Regions from separate parts of the Mus musculus genome. Here region 1 is linked to region 2. Evidence: chromatin loops called from intact Hi-C (ENCODE). Cell type or tissue: gastrocnemius. All regions are shown on one strand. Each heading gives the region's core, and the rest is flanking DNA. Links, peaks and the distances in the headings are about the cores only. Region 1 has its middle 24 kb from the start of Gm6803. Region 2 has its middle 11 kb from the start of Gm10264.

Region 1 (8,335 bases), core at 139-8,138, 290 kb before region 2:
CACATAGATCTGCCTCCTTCTGCCACCTGAGTCCTGGAATAAAGGTGAGCACAATCACTGCCTAACCTGGCTTGTTCACTCTCTTTTAAATGTGCCATTCACCCCATGTGGCTGCTTGTCTGCCCTGTGGCTGCCTCTGCACCAGCTTAACTCAAACAGCATGGGTTTGTCTTTCCCTTCTCTGTCTCCCTCTTCTGGGCAGCTACTGGGAATGACAACTGGCCTGACCCAAAATTTTCCCTTTAAACTCTAATAAAACTGTCCTCAGACAGGAAAAGAAAAGAACTGCACAGCTTAGTGACTGATTTATAGAAGTGCCCAGGGACACTTTCCTGCCTCCTTCTGGCTATTTAAACTTAAGGTTCCATTCAAATCCTGCCTCCTTAGGATACTCCTCCTGACTCCCAGGCCCCAGTGTTCACTCCTGCATCTGACCAGGGCAGCAGTCCTGACATGTGCCTGGCTTTAGACTGTTTTTGAAAGCATGTGTGGACTCCATGACTTGAGGCTCCTTCAAAGCTGGGTCTAGATGAAACAGTCTGTCTTTACCCCTCAACACATAAAAGAAAACAATAGGCTCCAAAAGGCACTTGGTAAACAGAAGTGGTTTCATATCCCACTGCCTGTTTTTACAAAGCCCCTTTCCCTATCTGACTCTTTAACTCAGTTTACCCTTGAGGACAGGCACCATGTCAGTGGCCTCCCTCTGAGAAGACTTGAGGAAATAAACCAAACAAGCTATATCAGGGTGCATATCACCATGGAGCTTGGGGAAGGGGGACAACAGCAACTGTTATCTAAGCTCACCAGCAGTAATAAGGGAGAGAAAGCATGACACACACAGCTGACAACAAAGATCATAGAGCCACATCTGGTAGAGGAACTATCAGCAGAGTTAAGAGTCCATGATGAATCGGGCCATGGTGGCACACATCTTTAGCATTTGGGTGGCAGTTATGGGTAAGCCTAGTCTATAGAGTGACTTCTAGGACAGCCATGGCTGCACAGAAAAAAATATTTCTCAAAAAACAAAAGAAGATGAGGAGGAGGAAGAGGAGGAGGAGGAAGTGGAAGAGGGACAAGAAAAAGAAGGGAAAGTGGTTGGTGCTAGAGAGAGAGAGGTGGTCAGTGGTTAAGTTTTCTTACAGCACTTGCAGAGAACCTGGTTCCATTCCCAGCATCTGCTGACTCATGACCATCTGTAACTCCAGTTCCAGTGTATGTGACATCCTTTTCTGACCTCCAAAGGCAGCAGGCATACACATGGTGCCCATGTATACATACATATATGCAAACAAAACATTCATACACACAAAATAGAATATATAATTCTAAATTTTTTTCTAAAAAGACATGATAACACCAGATGATATAGCTATTGAGCTACAAGAGAAAACATTTAAAGTCAAATATTCAATTCAGATTCTCTGCTTGGAGATGGATAATGTTCTCTGAGCCCCAGACAATGCACATATAAATGCCAAATCCAGAACTCCTCAGATTAGTTCTTCAGAGCGAGACCAGGTTTTCTGACAGAAGTTTTTTTTCTAAAAAGAATTCTTTCTGAGTCATGATTTCAGAGTATTCAGTCAGAGCTTGCTTGGCCCCACATTCTTGCAATAGGGTGGGATGAAACCCCATGTGGAAAAAAAAAATGAAGAGGCCAGTGAAAGGGATGGAATCCATCATGACAGGCAAAAAGAGAGGCAGCAGGACCAGAAACCTTCCTTTCTTTTTTATTTTTTTGGTTTAAACCATTTTTTATTAGATATTTTTTCATTTACAATTCAAATGCTATCCTCAAAGCCCACTATAACCTCCCCACTCCCTGCTCCCCAACCCACCCACTCCCACTTCCTGGCTCTGGCATTCCCCTGTACTGGGGATATAATCTTTGCAAGACCAAGGGCCTCTCCTCCCAATGATGGCCGATTAGTCCATCTTCTGTTACATATGCAGGTAGAGACATGAGATCGGTGTTCTGGTTAGTTTATATTGCTGTTCCTCCTATAGGGTTACAGACCCCTTCAGCTCCTTGGGTACTTTCTCTAGTTCCTCTATTCAAGGAGGGGTCTGTGTACCATCCAATAGATGTCTGTGAGCATCCACTTCTGTATTTGCCAGGCACTGGCATAGCCTCATAAGAGACAGCTATATCAGGGTCATGTCAGCAAAATCTTGCTGGAATATACAATAGTATCTGCGTTTGGTGACTGATTATGGTATGGATCCCCAGGTGGGGAAGTCTCTGGATGGTCCTTCCTTCTGTCTCAGCTCCAAACTTTGTCTCTGTAACTCCTTACATGGTATTTTGTTCCCCATTCTAAGGAGGGACGAAGCATCCATACTTTGGTCTTCCTTCTCCTTGAGCAGCAACCTTTTTAGGGCAGTGCATGAGAGGAAGTCAAAACCACAGAGAAATGAAAATAGAGATATCAATTAAGTCATTGCTCTTACTGTGCCCAATCCTCAAACTTCGAATGAAATGCAGTATGGCCAAAGGCTCTTCAACCAATCCAAGAGTATGGACAGTGGATTTGCAGGTGGAGAAGACAAAAATTACAATGTTTATGATCAGGCCTGGAGAGGTGGTAAAGATGTGGCTCAGAGTATCTACAGGCCCAGTAAAAATCTAGACCATGATGACCTTGTAAAAATATGTATCTTGATTATCTCAAAACCAGGATAAGAACCAAGTGATTCGTTCCTGAGAAGGCATTTTTCTGGTTCAGACTGTAGACCGAGGGACCGAGAAGGACCAGTTCACTTCAAGCAAAATCCTTTTGGTTTGGACAAGTTTTTGGCAGAAGCAAAAGAACATGGCAGTTCTAAAAGGCCCTCTGAAAGCAGTTCCCCCAAGGAGCAGAGGCGTGAAGGCAAAAAGCAGAGGATGGAGTAGAGGGGCCTCTTGAAACAAAAGGTGAGATATACAGCAGAGGACTGCCTGGTCTATCCTCTGTGAGAGAAGATGTACCTAACCCTTGAGATACTTGAGACCACAGAGACTGTGGAGGCCTTGTAAGGTGGGGTGTGCTGTTGAGCAGTGGGCACATCCTCTTGGAGACAAGTGGGAGGAGGAATGGGATGAAGAACTGCCAGAGGGGGGACCAGGAAGGGGATAAAGACTGGAGTGTCAAAAAACAAGATTAAATATAATAAAACGAAAAAAAAAACCATGACCTTGCTTTCTTACATGCTAAGTTAATGCTCAGATTTTCCTAAATAATGTGTTTGCTTCTGACTTTCTAGAGTTCGGGAAAGCCCATTTGTCCATAAGCATGTATAAAATAGATTAACATTTTGGTTCTTCTCTTATGTTAGTCATGACAAAGTCACTGATGAAAAATAAGACAATGGCAAAAGTAATTCACACAAGCTCTGAATAATTAAAATAAATTTTAATTAAAACTTAAATTTGGGGAATTGGGTTTTATTTCTCAAATGGCAAATAAAACCTTCTTCAATGCACAATTTGAGAAAGTTTGGATTCAATATCCATGAGAAATGACTTAATATCATGATAACAGTTCGAGAGTTCTAACATCTGATACTATTTTGATAAACAGTTGGCTTACTATCCTATAAAAGTTTCATGGGATACATAAAACAACCTTACTGCTAAGCCCCTTGCCTTTAGCTTTTCCCATGTTGCAGTTTGGTGATATTTTCATAGCAGAGCCTGTTGGCCAGAGGGATACTGCTGTCTTCTAGACTTCCCCTCAACACAGCTCCGGCAGGAAGTCACAGCTGATCTCACTGATCAACGACTCTGGCTTGAATTCACAAGTCCTGCAGAATTCATCTTCCATAGAAATGAGCTTTCTAATTTGCATGTGTGTGTGTGTGTGCATGTGTATGTGTGTGTGTGACAGAGAGAGACACAAAGATAGAGACAGACATAGAGAGAATAATAAAAAGAATAACAGGCAATGAATTTGGGAGGGAGTAGAAAGAGGGGGTACATTTGACACGTTGGAAGGGTAGGGGGAGAATGTGAAGAGAAAACTTATAATTTTGGGTCTTATAGCATTGTGGTATCTAAGCTCAAGAAATTCAGGGCTGAAGAATAGACCCAGGTGGATCCAGGAACAGCTTGATCCACCCTGTAGCTAAGAACTTCTGGCCATAAAAGATAAAAAAGAAAGTGCAGGAACTAGCCAGGTCTATCAGGACCAAATGGCCATCTGGCAGGATGGCACCTCCCGGGTGGCACCTCCCTATAGCCCACCATAAATCATACACTGACCAGGTGTCCTGCTGACCTCGAGAAGTCCAAGCCTTTGTGCCCCCCTACACCTTAACTAGCACGTACTGCCCTGTTAATTTGTAATCACCTCGCCAACATTTAAATAAGCCAATCATGTGTAACCACGAAAATTCCTTCGGCTCCCTCCCTTTTTGGTTTGTGGTTTTTGCCTTTATAAGCCTATAAGAAATTTGGGCCGGGGTCGAACTCCCCTGCCCCCTGCGCGGTGCATGAGTTTTGACCCCAGCCTGCTGGCTTGAGCGCTTTTTTGTTGTTTGTGTGTGTGTGTGTGTACCATTAAAAGTCTCCTGTTCTTACAACGAGTAAAGTCAGTAAGGTCAGTAAGTCCCTGAAGAGGGACTCTCCTCGGGGATCTTTCAAATGATGGAATTATATAATATTCCAAAAGTTACAAAAATAATAAAAAAATCTAAAACCAGCATCTTGGAGGACCCATGCATGACTCCAGATTCATAAGTAGCAGAGGATGGCCTTGCCTGGCATCAGTGGGAGGGGAGGTCCTTGGTCCTGGGAAGGCTTGATGCCCCAACATAGGGGGATGCTGGAGTGGTGGGGCGGGAGTGGAGAGGTGGATGGGTGTGGGAGTACCCTCATAGAGGCAAAGGAGAGAGGGGACAGGGTGGATGTGATGGGGGGTTTGTGGAGGAGTAGCCCTAGGGGGGCAGATGTCATTTGAGATGAAAACAAATGGAATAACTAATCAAAAGAAAACCATAATAAGAAAAAAGAATTGTCCTTTTGTGTGCTTTATTGGTTTGGTGATTGAATTATGCTTGGTACAGTTGTGGTAATATCAGGAGGTGTGGCCTTGTTGGAGGAGTTATGTCCCTGTGGAGTCGAGGTTTTGAGGAAATATATGTATATGTATATATATATTTTTTCAAGCTCTGCCAAATGTGAGCCACAGCACTCTCCTTTCTGCCTTTGAATTGGGAAGCAGAGGCAAGTGGGTATCTGATCTAGGACAGCCTGGTGTATAGAAGGAGTTCTAGGGCATCCAGGGCTACACAGAAAAACTGAGAAAGAAAGAATCGTCTTATCTGTCTCACTCCTCCTTCTTAGAAGATGCACATTCAGCAGATCTTTGTACTGACTGGAGGCATCCAGGTGCATGTTGAGCTGCAGGACCTCCTCTTGCAGGGGGTTTAGGTGGTGCAAATGGACCTGGCCTTCCTCCTTCTGAATCTGTTCCTGCTCTGCCTGCTTCACTCAGTGCTACTCTGCCACTCCTACCTATAGGTTGAGAATCTGGGCTCTCACCCCATGGTCAGCTTTCAACTTTTCCTGATGACCCAGGGCTACTCTGGTACTCTTCTCTGTCACTTCCTCTAAGCCCTGGAACTCCTTATGCTGCTTCAGCTGCTTCACCTCCTCACACCTCTTTCGCTGCACCTAGACCCTTCTGCCATCACCATACACACACATGTTAGTGTCCCTCTGGACCTGAGGTAATCTGATGTAGGCTCACAGATTGAAAGAACATTCGGCAAACTGTAAAAGACCAACCTTCTGATCAGCAATGGAAAGTGCTTCAGCCAGTTTGTCAAGATTTTCACTTATATGACACATGTGAAGTCTTTCATCAGAAGCCAGCCATATATGCAGTGGGATTATATAACCCTTCAAGTTCTTCCCTGCTATGCACACTCCATTGAAGCCTGCTTGACAGGCTGGGAGCCCTGGACGCTCTCACCAAGAAGAGTTTCAGAGAAACTCAACCTCCTGGAACCTTGGCATTCTCATAACCCATATACTCATACCCTATCACTGCGTTAGTCTGGTGTATGGATCCACGTGCTCTCTTTTCGTATTGTTTTATTAGAAGTGCCTTTAAAGATTTAATTCTGACATAGCTAAGCCTTCCCCCAGTGTTCCAACATCCTAGAAAATCCTTGAACCCAACAAACTTAGAATTCAGTAGGAATTCAGTGAGAAAGTCATCTATTCAGTAACATTCAAATATACTTCTAGTAGAGACAGTGAAACTAATTAGGCATTACAAAGAAGGGAGCCAAAATAGCTCTGGGCTGGTCTGCAGAGTATTTACTTGAGACAATAGCCAGTCTTACCCAGACAGGGGAATTCACAATGGCCTAGTGAATAGGTGAGTTTACCATAAAAGATTTAGGGAATCCCCCTGAGACAGGTTTCTTCACTAGGCCCAAAGAAACAACATAAGTCAGGCATTTACTAAGAACCCCTGGTGGTGGGCTTAGCAATAGACTAGCATTAAGTCTGGCTCCCTTCTTACTGGCAGAGGCCTGGTCCCCGCCTTCTTTTGATGTATACATTCCTTGTTTTGTGTCACTATAATTTGGCAGATGTATCTCTCCTGGTTTCTTGTTATTTTGTATAAAAAGTTTTGATACTCGACTTGACAATTACATTCAGATTCTACACAACCTCTCCTGTTGATCTGTCTGTCATTTATTTCGCCTACTCTTTGTCCACCTGCAACCAGAGACCCATTCTATGCAGGTAGGGACGAAAAAGGGTCTGCAGCACTTCCCCTTGGATAAACATCGTGGGATCTTCCAAGCCTGCTGTGTTTTTACATGGGATGACCACCCAGAACAGCAGCAGTAGTGGAGGACAGGCAGCTGGAGCCTAGAAAACAAGGAGTATGCTACATAGGGCAGAGCTGGAGAGGTGACCCAAGCTCTTCGAGGAGCCTAGAAGATCCTGAGTGGATTCAAGTCATTGGATGGCTGGAGACTGATTTTGTTTTGATTGTGACTCTGCTGGTATGTTTCCCTCATGAAGAAGGCATTTTAGTGGAGGCACAGTTAAGAGACTCTGAATTTTAAAAGATATTGAATATTTTAAAGGGATTGAACTTTTTTTTAACAGCAGCAAAGTTTTTATTCATGTGAACTGTTAAAATGACCATCTATATCAGTGTCAAATAAGGATGGGATAGGAGGGCAGGGTAGAGTTGGACAAGGAGGAGGAAGAATTGTGCTCTACTGGTAATAAAGCTCCAGGTTCAACCCATCATGGATTTCATAGTCTCCAAGAGATATGTGGTCCTTATAAATCATGTACCACTTTTAAGAATGATCTTATTCCAGCAGGAGCCAGTTTGAAATGCTATCAGTTTCTTCAAGTCACCGATGGTATCATCTGTGTTGCACTTCACTCAGACTTTTTTTCCTAGACGGTCGTTGCAAACTACCTCAATCATTGTGGCTCGAGCTGCAATGTCCTCAAACTTATGGATGGATCAACTTGCAGCTCCAATGCCAAACCCCAATTGAACTTTTAATATGTAAAGACTGTCAGACTTTTAAACCCTCTCTATAGGTGCAGCCACTGGAAAGAATCACCTTCCTTCTCTTTAGGGTAGATTCATTTGCTAGGACAGTTTATGAACCTAAAAGGCAAAGCAAAATGAGGCAAAACCAAACAAATAAACACCAAACTAATACTTTCATTGTTTGTTTACAGTATTAAATAAAAGAAGGCTCATTTCTTCTTTATGTGTATGAGTGCTTTGTCTGGATGTATGTCTATGTACCACATACATGCCTGGTGCTTTTAGAGACTGGAAGAGGGTGCCAGATTCCTAAATTGTAGTCATGGCAGTTGGGAGCTGCCATGCAGGTGCTGAGAAACAAACAAGTTCCTCTGCAAGAACAGCCAATGCTATGAACCACTGAGCTATGCCTCCAGCCCATATTTGCTAGTTTTATAAAGGACATTTAAAAACATATAAATGAAAGCGAAATGAATGCATTATAGACAACAAGCCTGGCCGTTTTGAATCCACACTTTTCCCCATTGCTACAAGGTGTTTTTCTTGTGTGCATCCATTTCGAGTTCAAACTTTCCCCATATAGTCCTACTAATCTATATCATAGTGCCTGAAGAAGATTCAAATATTTGCTACCTCTAACACATAGTCAGGTTACAACCTACCAAGAGATGTGATGGCAGTTAGTGAAATCCCACGTACAATCAAAAGCAAGAGGGACTTGCTTTCTTGCAGAGAAGGAAAGAGGGAGGTAAGCTGGCAGGGAAAGCACCTCATGAAAGCCCCCAGTTTCTGAGCAGCCAGTCACCAAGGAA
Region 2 (8,335 bases), core at 159-8,158:
TCTGCCAGGTGGCCATCCTGGGCTGAAGTAAGTCCTAGTCCAGCACACCTGTTTCAGACCTTTATATTCTAAGCATCTGGCTGCATTTGAGATTTCTCAGCAGAGTTACAGATGTGTGCGTCTGCACTTGGAGTCAGACAAAATATAGCTATTTTTGTATTAATGGAGCCATGCCATTTTATACATTCATATTCTATACATTCACTTTATCCTTTAAGTTGTTGCCACACACAAGTTGTTGCACCTTACAGTGCAGTTTTTAAATTACATGGGTAGCAATTTTGAGTTTTAAAAATTAGTCATTGCAGAAATTAAGTACTTAGACAGGATATTTCATTATCTTCACTTTAAAAATATAATAGTTGACAATGTTTACATATGATTTCACTTTTCTAAGGCATACCCCCAAAAAGAATGAAAATAAAAAAGAGAAGTCAATCTCTTCTGATTTTGGAAAAAAGACATTTTCAAAGAAGGTAGCTGTTAATAGGACATAAAATATTCTATACTTTGTAAAGTAGGGCCTTTGTGTTAAGCTGTTTTCAAGAAGTTAGCTTCTATATTGAGGTTTTGGAAAAGGAATTACTGTGTATTGATTAAAGTTAGTTACATAATTATACAAGCTAAGTTTACCTTAATCTAAGCTTAGGTTAAGAGAAAAGCAGCCACAGAGCAATGAAAATGAGGTTCCTGTTTTCTGAAGGGAGGAGTTAAGGAACAGAGACATATTAAAAACATGTTGGTTTAAAAAGAGTTTTTCTTTTTAATATGTTCATTATATCTCTGGTATATAACAAAAATAAGTGACTACATGATTTCTGGAAAGGAAAAAACAAGGTCAATGCAATCCCATGCTCTCTGCTAGGAAACCAGGAGGGCACTCCCCAACTCCAGAAAAGGCTGCTGGCATTACAGACATTAGTGGCTACCAGGATGTTTTGGAACAATGCAGGCCTCTTCCCAAACTATCTTTTTATTTTGCATGTGTGGTAGATCACATCCTACCCAACACCTCAGGGCACATGCAAGAGAATGTTCCTTCCTCTGAAAATTCAGGATCCTTTGGATCTGCTTCAGGCCTATACTAATCCTCACCACTAAATTCTCTGCTCAGAAGTACCCCACAACCCCCCTCACCCTCAACACCATATGGAACCCAGAGCACACATGAGTCCCCATAAACAGAACCCACTGCACTTCAGTCCTTTCTTGTGATCAAAATGGAAGGTTGCATCCAGTTTTCTAATTGGCATTCAGGATGAGAGGAACAGAGGACCTGAGGCAGTGCAGGAACAAGAGGGGAAGGTGCGAGGCCTCTCAGAGATCTGAACAGCTAAAGAGGTTTGAGAAGCTGATGCAGCTGAGTTTGCATAAGGAGTTCTAGGACTTAGAGCAAGTGATGGAGAAGAGTAACAGAGAAGCCCTGGGCCATCAGGAGACCTGAAAGCTGAGCTCCATCTCCCCAGAGTCAAGATTCTCAACCTAAAGCTTGGAGAGGGATAGCAGCAGCAGCAGCAGCAGCACCACCACCACCGCCACAACCACCATGTGAAGCAAGCAGAACAGGAGCAGTTAGGAAGGAGGAAACCAGGTCCATCTGTGCAGCCTGTACCCCCTGCAAGAGGAGGTCCTGCAGCTCAACCATCAGGTAGATGGATGCCTCCAGTCAGCACAAAGAGCTGCTGAATGTAGACCTGGTGCCCTCCAGACCCAGGGAAGCCAGCTTTGTGTCCTTATCTTGAGAATCATTCTCAACACCTTAAAGAGTGGCTATTGCATAGCAGAGAACCAAGTGGAGGCTGACCTGGCCCTGCAGGAAATGCAGGACCTCCTCTTGAATTTGGAGCAGGAGATCACCAGAGTCTCTGAAATGAAGAAGAAGGATGAGGAGGACTTCCTGGCCAAATGTCAGGAGTCACAGGTGTAGCAGGGGCCAGGGGATCCTGCCCAGATCTCTGTCCCTCAGCCCAAGCCCAACAGGTTCACACAATAAAGACTGGCAGGGGAAGGTACAAGGTAGTAAGATGCCATGGTGCCAGCAACTTCAGAATGCTTCTACCAATTGTTTGTTGGTCCTCGAGGACCTGAGCAGCAGCAAGGGAAGTCAGACAACAAAGATACGGATGGACTTGCAGAAGTCAGCCACCACCATAGTGAGCCAGATCTTCCAGCATCACAAGTTCAAAGCTGAAAGAGCTCTTTGATAAGATCCAAAAACTGCTCTCTGGAAAGCCTGTCTAATCTGGCGGGCATTCCATGTCCCTCACTCTTAACACTAAGGGGCTTGATTTTGTCCAGCATATACTGGCAGAGAAATCTGTGAAACAAGGGGAGGAAGAAGTGGCCTCTCACCATGAAGCAGCATTCCCCATTGCAGTGGTGGCAACTGGTATCTGGCTGCTTCACCCCAAAGTGGGAGACGTCATTCTTGCTCACCTCCAGGAGAAGCGTCCATACTCTGTTCCTTTCTACCCAGCTTTCAAGGAAGGGATGACTTTGGAGGATTCTCAAGGGATGCTTGGCTACCAAGTGATGGCTTCCAAGGTTGAAAAAGTGTACAACTTTCTAAAAGCCATGTCTGGGATGATCTGTTTCTATGCTGCTACCAGCTAGCTCCAGTGTTCCTATAGAAAGCAGCAGAAAGCTCATGCTCATGGCATAAGTGATGGCTGGCACAGATCTTAAACATGGAGCCTCTCTCAGATGAGAATTCCACTCTCCTGTTTGACTTCTTGGAGTTGTGTGGGAATGCGCTCATGAAGCAGGACCAGGTCCAGTACTGGAAGATGATGCTTCTCATCCCCAAGGACTACTTGCCCAGGATTGAAGCCATCACGAGCTCAGGATTGATGGTCTGTTTCATCTGTCTCAAGCAGTTCTTGGAGAAATGTCTGCAATGCAGGGAGATTTCTGTCCCCAGAGGCTTTCTGATGTTTTTGGCTTTTCTCCTTTTGTTGGGCTTGATATCTTTCATCACACTGTGTGGCAGGAGGGGCAACAATAAAGCAACTGAGACAGTGGGTTTGGTAGAATCTTGTCAGATTGAGGAATTCATCAGTGTGTTTTTATTTATCTGTACCCTGTGAATGAGTCTTTAAATGCTGGAGAGATGGCTCAGTGGTTAAGATCATTAACTGTTCTTCCAGAGGTCCTGAGATCAATTCTCAGCAACTGGAGGATGGTCCACAACCATCTGTAATGGGATCCGATGCACTCTTCTTTTGTGTGTCTGAAGATAGCTGTGGTGTACTCATAAATATATAAATAAATAACTCTTAAAAAAGTTTTTTTTTTTTTTTGAGACAGGGTTTCTGTTTGTAGCCCTGGGTGTCCTGGAACTAACTCTGTAGAGTAGGCTAGCCTCCAACTCAGAAATCTGCCTGCCTATGCCTCCCGAGTGCTGGGATTAAAGGCTTGCACCATCACACCTGGCTTTTTTTTTTTAAGATTTATTTATTTAGTATACGTAAGTACACTGTAGATATCCTAAGATACTCCAGAAGAGGGCATCAGATTTCGTTATGGATGGGTGTGAGCCACTATGTGCTTGCTGGGATTTGAACTCGGGACCTTAAAAAGAACAAGAACAGTCAGCACTCTTAACCACTGAGCCATCTCGCCAGCCTCCAAACAAAGACACCATTGCATACACTAGCAAGATTTTGCTAAAGGACCCTGATATAGTTGTCTCTTGTGAGACTATGTCGGGGCCTGGCAAACACAGAAGTGGATGCTCACAGTCAGCTATTGGATGGATCACAGGGCCCCAAACGAAGGAGCTAGAGAAAGTACACAAGGAACAAAAGGGATCTGCAACCCTATAGGTGGAACAACATTATGAACTAACCAGTACCCCGGAGCTCTTGACTCTAGCTGCATATGTATCAGAAGATGGCCTAGTTGACCATCAGTGGAAAGAGAAGCCCATTGGTCCTGCAAACTTTATATGCCTTTATATGCCTCAGTACAGGGGAATGCCAGGGCCAAGAAGTGGGAATGGGTAGATAGGGGAGTGGTGGGGGGGAGGGTATGGGGGACTTTTGGGATAGCACTGGAAATGTAAATGAAGAAAATACCTAATTAAATTTCTTTTAAAAAATGAGGATTTTGTCAATTTCTGATCATGTTTGGTAGTCTATAGGTATCCCAGACATACAGAACTGGCTTTTCTAATTTTAACAAGTTACAAGCTGGGGTGAAAACACAAAACTTGAGCTCTCCCTTAGCATGCGAGTTGGAGAAGGGGGTCCTATGCTGGCTTTGTTGCTAAGCTGTGACATCCTCCCCCAATTCCGGTCTTACCCGACTTTCTCTTGGAAGGGCGATCCCTGAGCAGATCCCATCAGCCCTTTGGAACAAAGAATTTGGGAAACTTAGGGCTAAAGTCGCTTTTTCCTCCTCTTTAAGCCGTACCTGAACATCTCACACCATGGCCACCATGCCAGTTCCTGAGACCCGTTTAAACCACACTATTTATATCAACAATCTCAATGAGAAGATCAAGAAGGATGAGCTCAAGAAGTCCCTGTATGCCTTCTTCTCCCAGTTTGGCCAGATCCTGGATATCCTGGTGTCTCGGAGCCTGAAGATGAGGAGCCAGGCCTTCGTCATCTTCAAGGAGGTCACCAGCGCCACCAATGCCCTGCGCTCCATGCAGGGCTTCCCTTTCTATGATAAGCCCATGCGCATCCAGTACGCAAAGACTGACTCGGACATCATTGCCAAGATGACGGGCACCTTTGTGGAGAGAGATCGCAAAGGAGAGAAGAGGAAGCCCAAGAGTCAGGAGACACCTGCTGCCAAAAAGGCTGTTCAGGGTGGGGCAGCTGCCCCTGTGGTGGGTGCTGTCCAGCCTGTACCGGGCATGCCACCAATGCCTCAGGCACCCCGCATCATGCACCGCATGCCAGGACAGCCTCCCTACATGCCATACCTGGCATGATCCCGCCAACAATCCTCGCTCCTGGCCAGATCCCCCCTGGGGCCATGCCCCCACAGCAGCTCATGCCTGGGCAGATGCCGCCTGCCCAGCCTCTCTCCGAGAATCCACGCAATCATCCTGTTCTTCACCAACCAGCCTGAGGAGACCAACGAGCTCATGCTCTCCATGTTTTTTACCCAGTTCCCTGTCTTCAAGGAGGTGCATCTGGTCCCTGGGCGCCATGACATCGCCTTCGTGGAGTTTGACAATGAAGTGCAAGCTGGGGCAGCAATAGATGCCCTGCAAGGCTTTAAGATCACACAAAACAATGCTATGAAGATCTCTTTTGCCAAGAAGTAGCGCCTTTCCCTATGGAGTACCCCAGTCCCTTCCCCCCTTCCTTGGCTCAGTCCCTGAAGGTAAGTCCCCCTAAGGGGCCTTCTCAGAGCCATGTGAGTGTGTGGTTGCCACACAGCATTGTACCCAGAGTCTGTCCCCAGACATTGCACCTGGTGCTGTTAGATTGTGATTAAAGTGAGTTTTTGAAGTTTGGTTTTTCACCAAAAAAAAAAAAAAAAAACAAACCTCAATACTTACCATTCTTCTTTACTGTCTTTTTCTTTGGATGGTAGCCAGAGCCTAAGTATGCCCACCAACTCTGCCTCTGTCTCTCTGTCTCTTCTCTCTGTCTTTCTGTCTCTCTGTCTCTCTGTCTCTCTGTCTCTCTGTCTCTGTCTCTCTCTCTCTCTCTCTCTCTCTCTCTCTCTCTCTCTCTCTCTCTGTCACACACACACACACACACACACACACACACACACACACACACACTTTGGTTTTTGATTTTGTCCTGTGTGTAGCCCAGGCTGTCCTGTCCTGGAACTCTCTTTGTAGACCAGGCTGGCCTAGAACTCACATAGATCTGCCTCCTTCTGCCACCTGAGTACTGGGATAAAGGTGAGCACAATCACTGCCTAACCTGGCTTGTTCACTCTCTATTAAATGTGCCATTCACACCATGTGGCTGCTTGTCTGCCCTGTGGCTGCCTCTGCACCAGCTTAACTCAAACAGCATGGGTTTGTCTTTCTCTTCTCTGTCTCCCTCTTCTGGGCAGCTACTGGGAATGACAACTGGCCTGACCCGAAATTTTCCTTTTAAACTCTAATAAAACTGTCCTCAGACAGGAAAAGAAAAGAATTGCACAGCTTAGTGACTGATTTATAAAAGTGCCCAGGGACACTTTCCTGCCTCCTTCTGGCTATTTAAACTTAAGGTTCCATTCAAATCCTGCCTCCTTAGGATACTCCTCCTGACTCCCAGGCCCCAGTGTTCACTCCTGCATCTGACCAGGGCAGCAGTCCTGACATGTGCCAGGCTTTAGACTGTTTTTGAAAGCATGTGTGGACTCCATGACTTGAGGCTCCTTCAAAGCTGGGTCTAGATGAAACAGTCTGTCTTTACCCCTCAACACATAAAAGAAAACAATAGGCTCCAAAATGCACTTGGTAAACAGAAGTGGTTTCATATCCCACTGCCTGTTTTTACAAAGCCCCTTTCCCTATCTGACTCTTTAACTCAGTTTACCGTTGAGGACAGGCACCATGTCAGTGGCCTCCCTCTGAGAACACTTGGTGACACTAAATCCTGAGGAAATAAACCAAACAAGCTATATCAGGGTGCATATCACCATGGAGCTTGGGGAAGGGGGACAACAGCAACTGTTATCTAAGCTCACCAGCAGCAATAAAGGAGAGAAGGCATGACACACACAGCTGACAACAAAGATCATAGAGCCACATCTGGGAGAGGAACTACCAGCAGAGTTAAGAATCCATGATGAGCCGGGCCATGGTGGCACACATCTTTAGCATTTGGATGGCAGTTATGGGTAAGCCTAGTCTATAGAGTGACTTCTAGGACAGCCATGGCTGCACAGAAAAAAAATATTTCTCAAAAAACAAAAGAAGATGAGGAGGAGGAAGAGGAGGAGGAGGAAGTGGAAGAGGGACAAGAAGAAGAAGGGAAAGTGGTTGGTGCTAGAGAGAGAGATGTGGTCAGTGGTTAAGTTTTCTTATAGCACTTGCAGAGAACCTGGTTCCGTTCCCAGCATCTGCTGACTCATGACCGTCTGTAACTCCAGTTCCAGTGTATCTGACATCCTTTTCTGACCTCCAAAGGCAGCAGGCATACACAAGGTGCCCATGCATACATACATATATGCAAACAAAACATTCATACACACAAAATAGAATATATAAGTCTAAATTTTTTTCTAAAAAGACATGATAACACCAGATGATATAGCTATTGAGCTACCAGAGAAAACATTTAAAGTCAAATATTCAAATCAGATTCTCTGCTTGGAGATGGATAATGTTCTCCCAGCCCCAGACAATGCACCTATAAATGCCAAATCCAGAACTCCTCAGATTAGTTCTTCACAGCGAGACCAGGTTTGCTGACAGAAGTTTTTTTCTAAAAAGAATTCTTTCTGAGTCATGATTTCAGAGTATTCAGTCAGAGCTTGCTTGGCCCCACATTCTTGCAATATGGTGGGATGAAACCTCAGGAGGAAAAAGAGGATGAAGAAGCCAGTGAAAGGGATGAAATCCATCATGACAGGCAAGAAGAGAGGCAGCAGGACCAGAAACCTTCCTTTCTTTTTTAATTTTTGTTTAAACCATTTTTATTAGATATTTTTTTCATTTACAATTCAAATGCTATCCTCAAAGCCCACTATAACCTACCCACTCCCTGCTCCCCAACCCACCCACTCCCACCTGGCTCTGGCATTCCCCTGTACTGGGGCATATAAGGTTTGCAAGACCAAGGGCCTCTCCTCCCAATGATGGCCGATTAGTCCATCTTCTGCTACATATGCAGCTAGAGACATGAGATCGGGGTTCTTGTTAATTCATATTGCTGTTCCTCCTATAGGGTTACAGACCCCTTCAGCTCCTTGGGTACTTTCTCTAGCTCCTCTATTCAAGGGGGGGGGGGCTGTGTACCATCCAATAGAAGTCTGTGAGCATCCACTTCTGTATTTGCCAGGCACTGGCATAGCCTCACAAGAGACAGCTATATCAGGGTCATGTCAGCAAAATCTTGCTGGAATATACAATAGTATCTGCGTTTGGTGACTGATTATGGTAAGGATCCCCAGGTGGGGCAGTCTCTGGATGGTCCTTCCTTCTGTCTCAGCTCCAAACTTTGTCTTTGTAACTACTTACATGGTATTTTGTTCCCCATTCTAAGGAGGGACGAAGCATCCACACTTTGGTCTTTCTTCTCCTTGAGCAGCAACCTTTTTAGGGCAGTGCATGAGAGGAATTCAAAACCACAGAGAAATGAAAATAGGGATATCAGTGAAGTCATTGCTCTTACTGTGCCCAATCCTCAAACTTCCAATGAAATGC

The links. Hi-C counts contacts between places; a loop is a spot of excess contacts. Peaks named below come from ENCODE experiments on the same cell type or tissue, not always from the same donor. Only the 100,000 strongest peaks of a DNase experiment are listed, where the experiment ranks them.
Region 1: a loop joins it to region 2, with 17 times the contacts of the local background. A loop is called at or near these places in 5 of 42 quality-filtered maps.

Annotation. Positions count from the first base shown.
Region 1 is chr12:88,039,054-88,047,388 of GRCm38, forward strand. It overlaps the pseudogene Gm18247, the pseudogene Gm46998 and the pseudogene Gm46997. Among named protein-coding and RNA genes, the nearest start is that of Gm6803, 24 kb to the left of the region's middle. In gastrocnemius, for the core only: no CTCF peak of the experiment used is centred there; no DNase peak of the experiment used is centred there.
Region 2 is chr12:88,330,198-88,338,532 of GRCm38, forward strand. It overlaps the pseudogene Gm18632 and the pseudogene Gm8655. Among named protein-coding and RNA genes, the nearest start is that of Gm10264, 11 kb to the left of the region's middle. In gastrocnemius, for the core only: no CTCF peak of the experiment used is centred there; a DNase peak (open chromatin) is centred at 4,941.